Linked DNA regions of Homo sapiens: regions 2 and 3 are each linked to region 1. The links are chromatin contacts, found by Hi-C or POLR2A ChIA-PET in ENCODE. All regions are on one chromosome and are shown on one strand. The core of a region is the stretch at or near the end of the contact, and the rest is flanking DNA. Distances in the headings are between cores, read along the strand shown. Region 1 holds the start of HEATR6 (HEAT repeat containing 6). Region 2 overlaps YPEL2 (yippee like 2). Region 3 holds the start of DHX40 (DEAH-box helicase 40).

What was found. A loop is a pair of places that touch in the nucleus more often than their neighbours do. ChIA-PET counts read pairs that join two places held with the same protein, here RNA polymerase II (POLR2A). Pooled maps may share reads with other maps.
Region 2: a pooled map shows a loop between it and region 1 (3-fold over the local background). The contact joins the enhancer-like site here to the promoter of HEATR6 in region 1. A Hi-C loop is called at or near these places in 1 of 50 pooled maps. POLR2A ChIA-PET finds 5 or more read pairs at or near these places in 3 of 52 experiments (H1, T-cell and WTC11).
Region 3: a loop to region 1 is called in a map of naive thymus-derived CD4-positive, alpha-beta T cell, with 2.9 times the contacts of the local background. The contact joins the promoter of DHX40 here to the promoter of HEATR6 in region 1. A Hi-C loop is called at or near these places in 1 of 168 maps with a recorded cell type or tissue (naive thymus-derived CD4-positive, alpha-beta T cell), 2 of 37 single-sample maps with no recorded cell type and 9 of 50 pooled maps. POLR2A ChIA-PET finds 5 or more read pairs at or near these places in 4 of 52 experiments (OCI-LY7, activated CD8-positive, alpha-beta memory T cell, activated T-cell and 1 more).

The regions. Positions count from the first base shown.
Region 1 is chr17:60,076,886-60,080,450 of GRCh38, reverse strand. HEATR6 (HEAT repeat containing 6) reads left to right here and starts at 1,530. Exons shown (of 20, transcript NM_022070.5): 1 at 1,530-1,755. The coding sequence starts at 1,537. It overlaps HEATR6-DT (HEATR6 divergent transcript), which reads right to left and starts at 1,142. Exons shown (of 2, transcript NR_135648.1): 1 at 979-1,142. RefSeq lists a silencer at 1,744-1,873.
Region 2 is chr17:59,370,019-59,373,583 of GRCh38, reverse strand. The region is part of intron 2 of YPEL2 (yippee like 2); the gene reads right to left. Among named protein-coding and RNA genes, the nearest start is that of MIR4729, 5.7 kb to the right of the region's middle. RefSeq lists enhancers at 2,941-3,440, 3,441-3,565. Within about 2 kb of position 2,028, at least 29 of the 41 ENCODE cell types and tissues checked have a DNase peak (open chromatin) inside an H3K27ac peak, as active enhancers do.
Region 3 is chr17:59,563,682-59,567,246 of GRCh38, reverse strand. It overlaps DHX40 (DEAH-box helicase 40), which reads right to left and starts at 1,637. Exons shown (of 18, transcript NM_024612.5): 1 at 1,464-1,637; 2 at 453-620. The coding sequence starts at 1,575. RefSeq lists a silencer at 999-1,128 and enhancers at 1,539-1,798, 1,414-1,956.

The DNA.
Region 1 (3,565 bases), core at 281-2,780:
GCTATCAGGGAACCCAGATTAAAATATCCAACGACTAGGTTTCAGCTCCTGATCTTCTCTGAACAAATGCTTGAATACATTTCTTTACACGAATACACACACACACATGCACATATATAACGCACATATGTACACAGACTAGGAATAAGAAATAATATACCAGCACAACGGAATCTAAATCCAAACAAAAAAATTAACATTTCTCCCCAAGCCCAAAGTCTTCAGAAAACTACCTCTGCTAAAGCATACCCCCAATTTTCACTGCTGAACAGAAATGTTTTGTTCTCAGGATAAAACATACATTCAGGTGACTTCAAGGTTTTCCCTAAGGGCCAAGGGTGAGGATTTGCTTTATATTTGCATAACTCAAAGGCCCTAGAGATGGTTTTCCCAATCTGCCCAACTGTGAAAGTCAAGCCTTCACTTCCTGGATGACTGAAAAGTGATCACAGATTTTTAAATGGCCATTTTATTCTCCAGCTTCTTGACTTCAAGGTTTCAGAAAATCTTGGGGTGTCTCATTTCAACCCGGTCACTCTTAGGCAGATTATATTTTACATGATTCAGTTAAACTCCAAAATTACTCTTCTAGTGGGGCGAGGTGCCTCATGATCCATGAGAGGATTCACACTGGGAAAAAGGGAGAAAAAGGAACCAAGAGTACAGCCAGCTGTCACTTAAGTAGGGAAAGCTGCCTTATATTCCACTGACCAGATTGCAATCACAGAGCCACAGCCAACTGCAAGGAATGCTAGGGAACGTAGCCTTTATTCCGGGTGGTTTTGTGCCTGGGGAAAGATTTTAGAAGAGTAGAAGGGTGCCTTAGAACTAGCGGTTTCTGCTACTGCCATCCACAGCATACCCTCTCCAACTCCAGCCCGAATCTGAAACTCTAGTACGGAACAGAGTACCTTCAGCCCTGTCCAGGAACAAACTCTGGGAGGACAAACTTTCTGGAAGCACAAATTGAGAACTCACTTTTCAGTCAGGGCTCAAGAAGGAGTGGCCGGCGAAAAATCTCCAAGCCAATTTCTTTCTTTTTTTTTTTTTCTGAGACGGAGTCTCGCTCTGTCGCCCAGGCTGGAGTGCAGTGGCGCGATCTTGGCTCATTGCAAGCCCTGCCTCCCGGGTTCACGCCATTCTCCTGCCTCAGCCTCCCGAGTAGCTGGGACAACAGGCGCCCGCCACCACTCCCGGCTAATTTTTTTTTTTTTTTTTTTTTTGTATTTTTAGTAGAGACGGGGTTTCACCGTGTTAGCTAGGATGGTCTCGATCTTCTGACCTCGTGATCCGCCCGCCTCGGCCTCCCAAAGTGCTGGGATTACAGGCGTCAGCCACCGAGCCCGGCCTCCAAGCCAATTTCTGACAAGCATCTGCAGGGTACCGGTCGGAGGAGTCCCGTAGTCATGGAAACCCCTCTGAGCCCCAGTCCGGTCTAAAAAAGGTACTTTCGGAACTAGAGCGCGCGGAACGGGAGGATGTCCCGGAAGTATTTCCCTGGGATCACCCCACCCACCCCCCCCGCCCGTAGAAAAGATGGCTGCTGTGCAAGTTGTCGGTTCGTGGCCTTCCGTGCAGCCGCGGGAGGCACCGCGGGAAGCAATCCCTGAGCGAGGCAATGGGTTTCGCCTCTTGTCTGCCAGGCTCTGCGCCCTGCGCCCGGATGACAGCAGCTCCGCCCGCACCGAGATCCACCTGCTCTTCGATCAGCTCATCTCCGAGAACTACAGCGAGGGCAGTGGCGTGGCCCCGGAGGTAGGCGGCGCGCCCTGCTGGCCCCGGCCCCGGCCCCACCCCTCCGGGAACCCAGCTGGTGGCCTCTGCCTGCCTTTCCCTGATCTTCCCACTCTCGCGCCTGATGATTTAGTTTCAGGATGGCGTGCCCCCTCCAACCTTGGCACATTCTTAGTTCTCCATTTGGAAGACCCTGCAGTGCTTGGCACGCTCGAGTCATTCAAAACCCAACTTGACGACTCCTGCTCTGATAATGCCTCGGGTTTCCTCTCTGATACCAACTTTCCATCCGCCCGCACCCTCCTTCACTCCCTCTCTGTGCACCCAGAACACTTGGTTGACAAAATGCATTACTACTGTTTATTGCGTACATGGTACACGGACCACGTGGGAATCTTAGAACTTGCGTAGTATTAGGGCTTGTTTGCTAATGAAAATACTGAAGCTCGTAAAAATACAGTATACAAAACTCTGCCACAAAGCCCCTATGTTTTCTGTTCCTACACACTAGCTCCTCCCCTCTGCCGTCTTTCTGAGTAATCTTACACACATCAGGCCTTAAATTAATGAATTCTCTGAACTGTTGACACCATGGCCTTCTGGCCCTACGTAGGAAAGAGGGAAGTGGTGCAAGTTGCCTGCTTGCACAGGCATCTCAAACTAGACAGTTCCTAAAGATGAAATTCATTAGCTCCAAACACGCATTCCCGTCCCCAGTCCATCCCACCTTCCAACACACATGCATCATCCACCAAGTCACACCAGACACAAACACTGGTTCTTCCCTCCTTCATCCCAGATCCTGACCAACTCAGGTATTTCAGAATGTGTCTCATATATATTTCTCAGTTCATCCCCTCCTGTCTATTCCCATAGCGAGTGCCTTAGACCTCAGGCAAGGCGACTTATGCCTGGACTGTTCGCTGATCCCCTCTGACTGATCTCCTGCCTCCTGTCTAGCTCCTCTCCAAGCCAGTCATTCCTCCAATGCCAGAATGATCTTTTCTTTAGGAGGAAAAAAAATTGTTCATAAACTTTAAAATCTGCTTTGGAAAAGTCTTCAATACGTATTGGTAAATGGTTGAAGCAAGTTGCAGGACAATTCATACAGAATGAGATCAGTATGAAGCTGGAGGAGGGATTTTAAAATATGTGTGTTTATATATGCAAAGTAAAAGGTCTGAAAGAATTGACTACAGAATAATAGTGTATGTCATTAGGAAGCAGAGTGAGATTAAGGCAGTAGTCGGGGACTTTTGCTGTATTTGTGTAATTGGATACTTTTGCAACAAAACTTCCATTCTCTCCTGTTACTCCCCCTTTTGTTCCTGTGTGCAGCCATTTAAAACTTGCTGTTCTTCAGGCACCTACTAGTGTTTCACACCTCCAGGTTTTTGCATACTCTGTCCACTTTGCTTGCAGTGTTTTTTGATGCCCTATCTGGCAAATTTCTCCTCATCCTTCAAATCATTCCAGATTCTGCTTTACAGTCACCTCCACAAGGCCTCCCTAATTACTGTTTCTGGACAGAGTTTGTACTTTATTCTTTCAGCACTTGATTCACCTTATTTTAATTATTTGTTGTGTTTCTTTCTCTCTCACTAGTTTGTGAGCTCTTTGAGGTTCAGGAACATGTTTGTTTTACCTTTGGAGCCCAAAGACCTAGCACACTATGACACATAGTAGGTGCTCAGAACCTTGTCATTCTATAAACATCGATGGATGAAGAGTGTGACTTGCAAATAGGTCCCTCTTTTTTTTTTTTTTTTTTTAAGAATTCCCTAATTATGCATAAAATCCATAGAAGTGTTAGGTCTGATTTTTCCCAATG
Region 2 (3,565 bases), core at 779-3,278, 710 kb after region 1:
CTGGGCACCGCAGAGAGTATATAGCTAGTCCATCTAGCCACCTAGAAAACGGGACTAAAATACATTAAGTCTAAAGCAGTATAAATCGCGGCAATAAATTATGGCTGTTAAAGGAGTTCAGAGAAGATGGATGGGACAGGAGGAGATGAGAGCGCTGTAGGAGGGCTGATCACAGCAGAGGGCTTTCATGAAGAGGAAGTAAGGTCAAAGAGGCTGTGAGGCCTTGAAAGCCAGCAGAAGCCCCCGGCAACCTACTCCACCTATCATGATTAAGCAGCTGGAAGTGCATCTGTTTTGCTGCTAAGGACTCCTCAGTACAGTCCAGCTACATCCCCATCTCTTTCCTACGGAGAATAACAACTCGAGGAGAAATCAATGGTGGCCCTGAGATGTTTGCAACATATAATAATAAAAATAGGCTGGGCACAGCAGCTCACGCCTGTAATCCCAGCACTTTGGGAGGCTGAGGCAGGTGGATCACGAGGTCAGTTCAAGACCAGCCTGGCCAACACGGTGAAACCCTGTCTCTACTAAAAATACAAATTACCTGTGTGTGGTGGCACACGCCTGTAATCCCAGCTACTCAGGAGGCTGAGGCAGGAGAATCACTTGAGCCTGGGAGGCAGAGGTTGCAGTGAGCCGAGACCATGCCATTGCACTCCAGACTGGGCAACAGAGCCCATGTCAAAAAATTAAAATAATAATAACAACACTACACTGTATGTCCCATGTTCTGATACTGCCTCGGGGCATTGTCATAAGCACTATTTACTTTAACTTCTCACAACCACCTTGGGTATGAGGAAAGGCAACAGTGGATGGGGACAGAGTCAGTCCTAGGACACACATCTTACAAGGCTCCTGCCTCTCTTAGGCATCTGCTTTGTGTGGTGAGCATTGTCTATTGTGCCCACATCTAAACACAGGGCATTCTTATCACTCTTCAATGCACAAATATTTCCTTACTGAAGGGAGCGGAGAGGGTGTGGGATCCTTAGCAGCACTGGGCAGTAAATCTGAAAGCAGAACTTGTTAGTTTCTAAACAAGGACCAGCCGGTTAGACCACAGAGTGGGTGTTTCCATGCAAATTCCAGCACTTTCATGTTGCTCCATGAACTGAGCCCAGCCAGGACAGCAAGCCATGCTTTTTGTATTTTACTTTTTTGCAACCAGCTAAGGAGTCTTTGATTGGGCCTAGAGAGGGACTCAATTAGCATCATGGAAACAGAGGAGATTTCAGAAAGGAAAGGTCAGCCACAAGCCTAGCATTTGCTATCAGCCATCTGCCAAGCAGGAAGTGCTACTCAGATCTATTTTTAATCATCTTCCCCAGGCTAGGGCTTCTGGGAAAATTCAGAGGCCAGGGTTATTCCAAGACAAACATTTAATTGCTACCTTTCTGTACACATTTTAAAACAGCCTCTGGACACTCAAGACCAACTTATACACAGAGGCCCAGTTTCTGGGTTCTGTCACTCTGGTACCTACATCCAAGGTTATCTTTGGAAGCCATGATGGGGGACCTCTCCTTGGGGACTGTCTGGGATATCAAGTACTCCACATAATGTAATAATTCCTATAGCCAGCAGGTTTCAGATACTTGGTTACAAGTGACAGGAAGAGAGGAGGAGGTGGGAATTCAGGTCCAAGAGTTCATGTTCATTCCCCAAAGAAGTGAGACCAGTGAAGTGAACTGTGCAAACTTCCTCGTCACTCCCATATTCATTTTAAGCACATTTATCACTTTAGAAAGGTAAATTAAAACCAGTTCATCCAGGCAGTAATCTCATTTGTTACTAAAGATATTGACTGGCTAAAGAAACAGGAGAGGTTTCATCTTAATTCCCAAGGCCCCAGTCTGTGCTGTGGCTGGTGCATCCAGGCATGAGAACATTCTGTCCACTGGCTCCTTCTCCCTCCTGTCTCGCGGCAGGGCTATGTCTCAGTTCAACCCAGCCCAAGGAATGAAACATCTCTGAGAGGTCTGGACAGGGAGTCTGGCACAGCCAGGGCAGACTCTGCAGAGACAGAGCCTGGCTCAGGCAGCCCCTGCATTCTCCAGCTCACACAAACACAGAGTTTGCTTGCCTCTCAACACTTACAAACTTTCAGCCTCCAATTTCCACCCCAAGGTAAAGCCGGAGCATATGTACGATTGTGCCCCAGCCAAGCCATGTTCCACCTGCCACTAAAGAAGTGGAGGATTGGGGACAGGCAGCTGGTCACCACCCAGGGCCTGCCCCATCCAACACGATACTGGGGAGCTGCAGAGCCCACTATGCCTGCAGACAAAGGGGTCTGCTCAGCATTCTGCCCACCTCCGACCTTCCCCCTTCCCTACTGTTAGAAGCTTATCTGTCTGCAAGCAGCCGGTGGGAAAGCTAAGCCGAAAGGGCACCTTGGCCATGGGATCTTTGCCTAAGGATGTGAAACAGGAGACTGGGTATTTGGGGCAACTTAACACCAGCCAGAGCCCAGCCAGCAGGCCAGGGAGGAAGGGACCGACTAGACAGGCCTGTGCTTCACAGGAGCTCTAACTCCCTCGGCTGGGGGCTGGAATCCCTCCTCCCAGTGTGCGGAACTCTACTCTAGTAAGGTGGGGGCACACATGCTCCTGGGGAAAATAAAACAAAAACAAAAAAACAAAAAAGGGCCACTGCACAGGGTCACTCCCCCTGACCCAGTTGGACTACACATTAATTGGGGCTTCTGAGCCCTGCTGACTCTTGAGTTCCTCTTGTCTGGTTTCAGCAGAGAAGGGAGTTAATCAGCAAACAGCTTAAGGAAGGATAACTCTCTGCCCCTGCTGAGGGCCACCTGTGCCCCTCCTCTGTGTGCCATGGCTCGATGGGCCAGCAAACCCTATTGAAACAAACAGCAAAGAAACAAGCCGAAGCAATCTGGGGTGCCATGTTTGGTCCCAGTGTAAGACGCCAGGAACAGGGGGTTACCTGGAGATTTCAAAGCGAGGCAGACAGTCTGAGAAGGACCAATGGAAGGGCTTGTGTTGGGTTCCTCTGTTTAGTCAAAGCAAGAAATAGGTTGTGTGATACAGCACTTAATGGTAGACCCTGAGATCAGGCCTGAATTTACATTCTAGCCTGCCTGGCCTGAGGACCAGTGAAAACCAGAATATATGACAGACCGTTTTGCTGCTATTTCATTTGTTCTGACCTGATAATAAAAATCAGAATCATTAAAAAATAAAAATAAAAATTCTGGCTGGGCGCAGTGGCTCCCACCTGTAATCCCAGCACTTTGGGAGGCCGAGGCGGGCGGATCACGAGGTCAGGAGATCAAGACCATCCTGGCTAACACAGTGAAACCCCGTCTCTACTAAAAAATACAAAAAATTAGCCGGGCATGGTGGCAGGCGCCTGTAGTCCCAGCTATTCAGGAGGCTGAGGCTGAGGCTGGAGAATGGCGTGAACCCAGGAGGCAGAGCTTGCAGTGAGCCCAGATCGCGCCACTGCACTCCAGCCCAGGCGACAGAGCGAGACTCCGTCTCAAAAAGAAAAAAAGAAAAAAATTCTGGTTCTGCCATTTCCTAGCTGGGTCTCCTTG
Region 3 (3,565 bases), core at 388-2,887, 510 kb after region 1:
ACTTAACGTATTTTAAAGGTAATTTGTTAGTTGGCTTGCGCTGGCAAAGTCAGGGGATAAATATTTACCTGATAATGCTCTAGAGAAAGAACCAAGAAGTACTAATGGCAGCAACAGATATCACATATCTCTTACCCCTCAAAATTATTTCAGTATCCAATGGTTAATAGTCTACTGCTAGACAACTTTATTCTATAAAATGGAATATCTAGATGTAATTCTATTTGAGATTATTATGGTAATTAAAAATGGGAAAATTTGCCATCCCAACTAATTCTTGAACCTGAAATAGACCATAAAGAAGCAAAGGAGACATAGGGGAAGGGGGTGTGCCAAGAGAAGCGGGACTATAAAGCAAATACTGGGCAATCATGGAGTACAGAAGTCCTACTGGCCTTTAAAAAGAGGATATTTTTAAAATATTTCCAATTATTACAACAGAAAAAAATCACCTGCTTCATATAGATATTTTGGGAGTTGAGTTGTTTTACCACTTCCTGTATTTCCAGTAACAATAAGGAATGAATTGTCCCTCACAGCTTGAATAATCTTTTTTCTTTGTTTCTGAATAGGAAAAGTTGGAGTAGTTCCTCCCTCCTGGGACGTGCATCCTTTCTCTTCTGTAATAACAGAAAAACAAGTCAATTAAAAGACTTGTAAAGATATCTCTGACTCAATTTCTCATGACTAAAACCAGAAAGGCAATAGAATTTTAGGGCTGGACGGGATCATCCATGACTTCTCAGTTAAATCGCTCATGTAAGTGAGCGTTAATGAGCGCAATTTGTAAGTGAGGGTTAATGAGCCCAGAACAACTTTTTGGTGAAATCCAGCAACTTGAGCATTTGTTCACGCATAACTCAAAGTACTTTTCAAAGCAAGTATAGCTCAAGGCAACGTATACACATGCATACTTACACAGAAGCACAAAACTCAATTTTATTTAACAATAGACCAAAAACTGGAACACAGCAGAAAATTCTCAGCTGGATTAGAAGCCACCTGTGTTTGCTTCTGATTCATGGTTCAAGTTAGGTCCCTGTTCAGAGCGACTGATATCCCAGAAGGCCAAGTGGTGGGTAACCATGGAAACTGGCTCCTGGAAACTGGCTCCCTTCATACTGTACCCAAAGGCAGGCTGGCGGCCCGACGAAGGGTGGGGGGGATGAATGGGTAGAGAACAAAGGGTCTATGAGCCTGTTTAAGAACAGAATGCATTTCGGGCGTTGGGGTTCACTTTTTCGCCCCCCAGTAAGGTTTTCGCCTAACTTGAATCTGGGACCGCCCCCCTCTAAGGCAAAGTGCTCATTGGACGCAAAGTTCGCCTCGGGCTTGGAAAGCCAGGAGAACGCCACGGCTTCCTCACTACTCTTCTCAGCCTGCCAAAGGCGTACTTTCATCCCCCCACCAAAACCCCCACGCCGTAACTCCCGCTGGCTTCCGTACCGTCCCGCGGACCGCACCTCTATCGGCGATGCAAACAGCCGAGAGCCGCTCTTCCTGGAGGTCTCTTGACCGCTCACCCTCCTCCTGCCGCCTTGGCGCCCTGCCCGCGACTGCGGGAAACCGGGACATAGACCTGGCCCCGAGTGGAGGCGAGCACGTCCACCGATCTGAGGAGATGGGAGGGGAAAGACGAGGACGCGCCCTGATGACGTAGAGGTGTTTACTTCCGCGCGTGCGACTTGTAGCAAGGGGAGGGGGAGCTGCTCGATGACGTGGTACGGGGCGGCCGGACCTCGAGCCGAGGCTCCACCCCCCAGGGATTTCCCGCCAACTGCCACGTGCGCTTCGCCTTGGGCGGCTGAGCCATACCTGAGGGCCCGAAGACCCCCTCTTGTTTCGCCTCTCCGGCGCCGAAGGTCGCGACGACACCTCTTTTCAACGCCACAGTGGTCTCTGCAGGCTATTCTGCCTTCACACACTTGACACGATGTAACCCTCTGCCCGGAGCTGGAACCATGATCCCAGAGTGCTGCGTTCCTCAACTCATTCTCACCTTTCCTAATCTGATATGACCTGTCCAAGGCACACAGCTACTGAGTTGTGGAGCCGAACTTTTAGTTATGTTATTATCAAAACTTAGGTCACCAAGGCTGTTCATTTCCCTCATAGGACCCTGCATTTTAATTTATTTGCATGTTTCCTCTTCTGCCCAGCTAGATTGTAAAGCCCCCCCCCACAAGAGTCGAAATATTAAAACACTGCTACATCCAGGGCCCAGCACAGTGATTCAAGGTGGGCTGTCAATATTTGTTGACTTTGCTGGAATGGAGGAATAATAATTGACTTCCTTAGGAATTAAGCTCATTTTTGATAGAGGTGCATTCCTTGGAAACCACAGTAGCTGAAAAGTTCAACAGATACACAGCATCTGAGGCAGGGCAACTTTTTCAGAAAAGGTACTTTGGGGGCAGGTCTTTCTGGTCTAGAGCCTGCCAATTTTTAAATTAGTGTCAACTGTAACAAAATCATTGCAATGTGAACAAGATTGTTTGTTGGACTCCTCAATTGTTCCTGCTGTTAGAATTAGCCAACACTTACTACCAAAGAAGACAACTCAAAACTGTCACTTCACCATCACCTAAAGACCCTCTTGTCTGACCAGGCTTCAAAAGATGTACCATAAGGTTGTTGGGCCCCCAGATTTTTCTGTGCTCATTTGAAGTGAAGTCATGGCCATGCATGGTGGCTCATGCCTGTAATGCCAGCACCTTGGGGGGCCAGGACAGATGAATCACTTGAGATCAGGAGTTCGAGACCGGCCTGGCCAATATGGTGAAACCCCGTCTCTATTAAAAATAAAAAAATAAAAAAAATTAGCCGGGTGTGGTAGCACGCGCCTATAATCCCAGCTACTCGGGAGGCTGAGGCAGGAGAATCGCTTGAACCTAGGAGGCAGGGGTTGCAGTGAGCCAAGATCATGCCACTGCACTCCAGCCTGGGCAACAGAGCGAGATTCCACCTCAAAAAATAAAGTGAACTCATACCAACTGCTTTTAAATGGAACTGATCAACACTTCTTAAAATGCAAGCTCATCAGATTTTGAATGATACCAAATAAGTTGGAACTTTGTAACAACTTTATATCTCAAAACCTGGGTATGAGAGGAAGCAATCTGGTAAATAGGAGAACATTCCAGGTTTCTCTCTTTCATTAGGAGCATCTCCCAGCCTTCTGGATCATGTTAGGAATTCAAAATATTATAGAAACAGAAAGCAAAATGGCAAAAATACATTTGTGGTACAGGCAAGGTATTGGTAATCTCAGTATTTCAGTATAGGGCATCTCTATCAGTGATATAATAAAGTCACTTTCTAAAAATCATCATTTCAGACCAATGATGATTACCACTTAGCTCATAGTAGTCAAATCTTTCTGATACAGTTGACCCTTGAACAATACTGGTTTGAACTTCGCAGGTCCACTTGTAGGCAGATTTTTTCTTCTGCACCTGCTAAGCTGGAGATAGCAAGATCAACCCTTTGTCTTCCTCCTCCTTCTCTTCAGCCTACTGAACAGGATGGAAACCTTTATGATGATCCACTTAAACTTAATGAATAG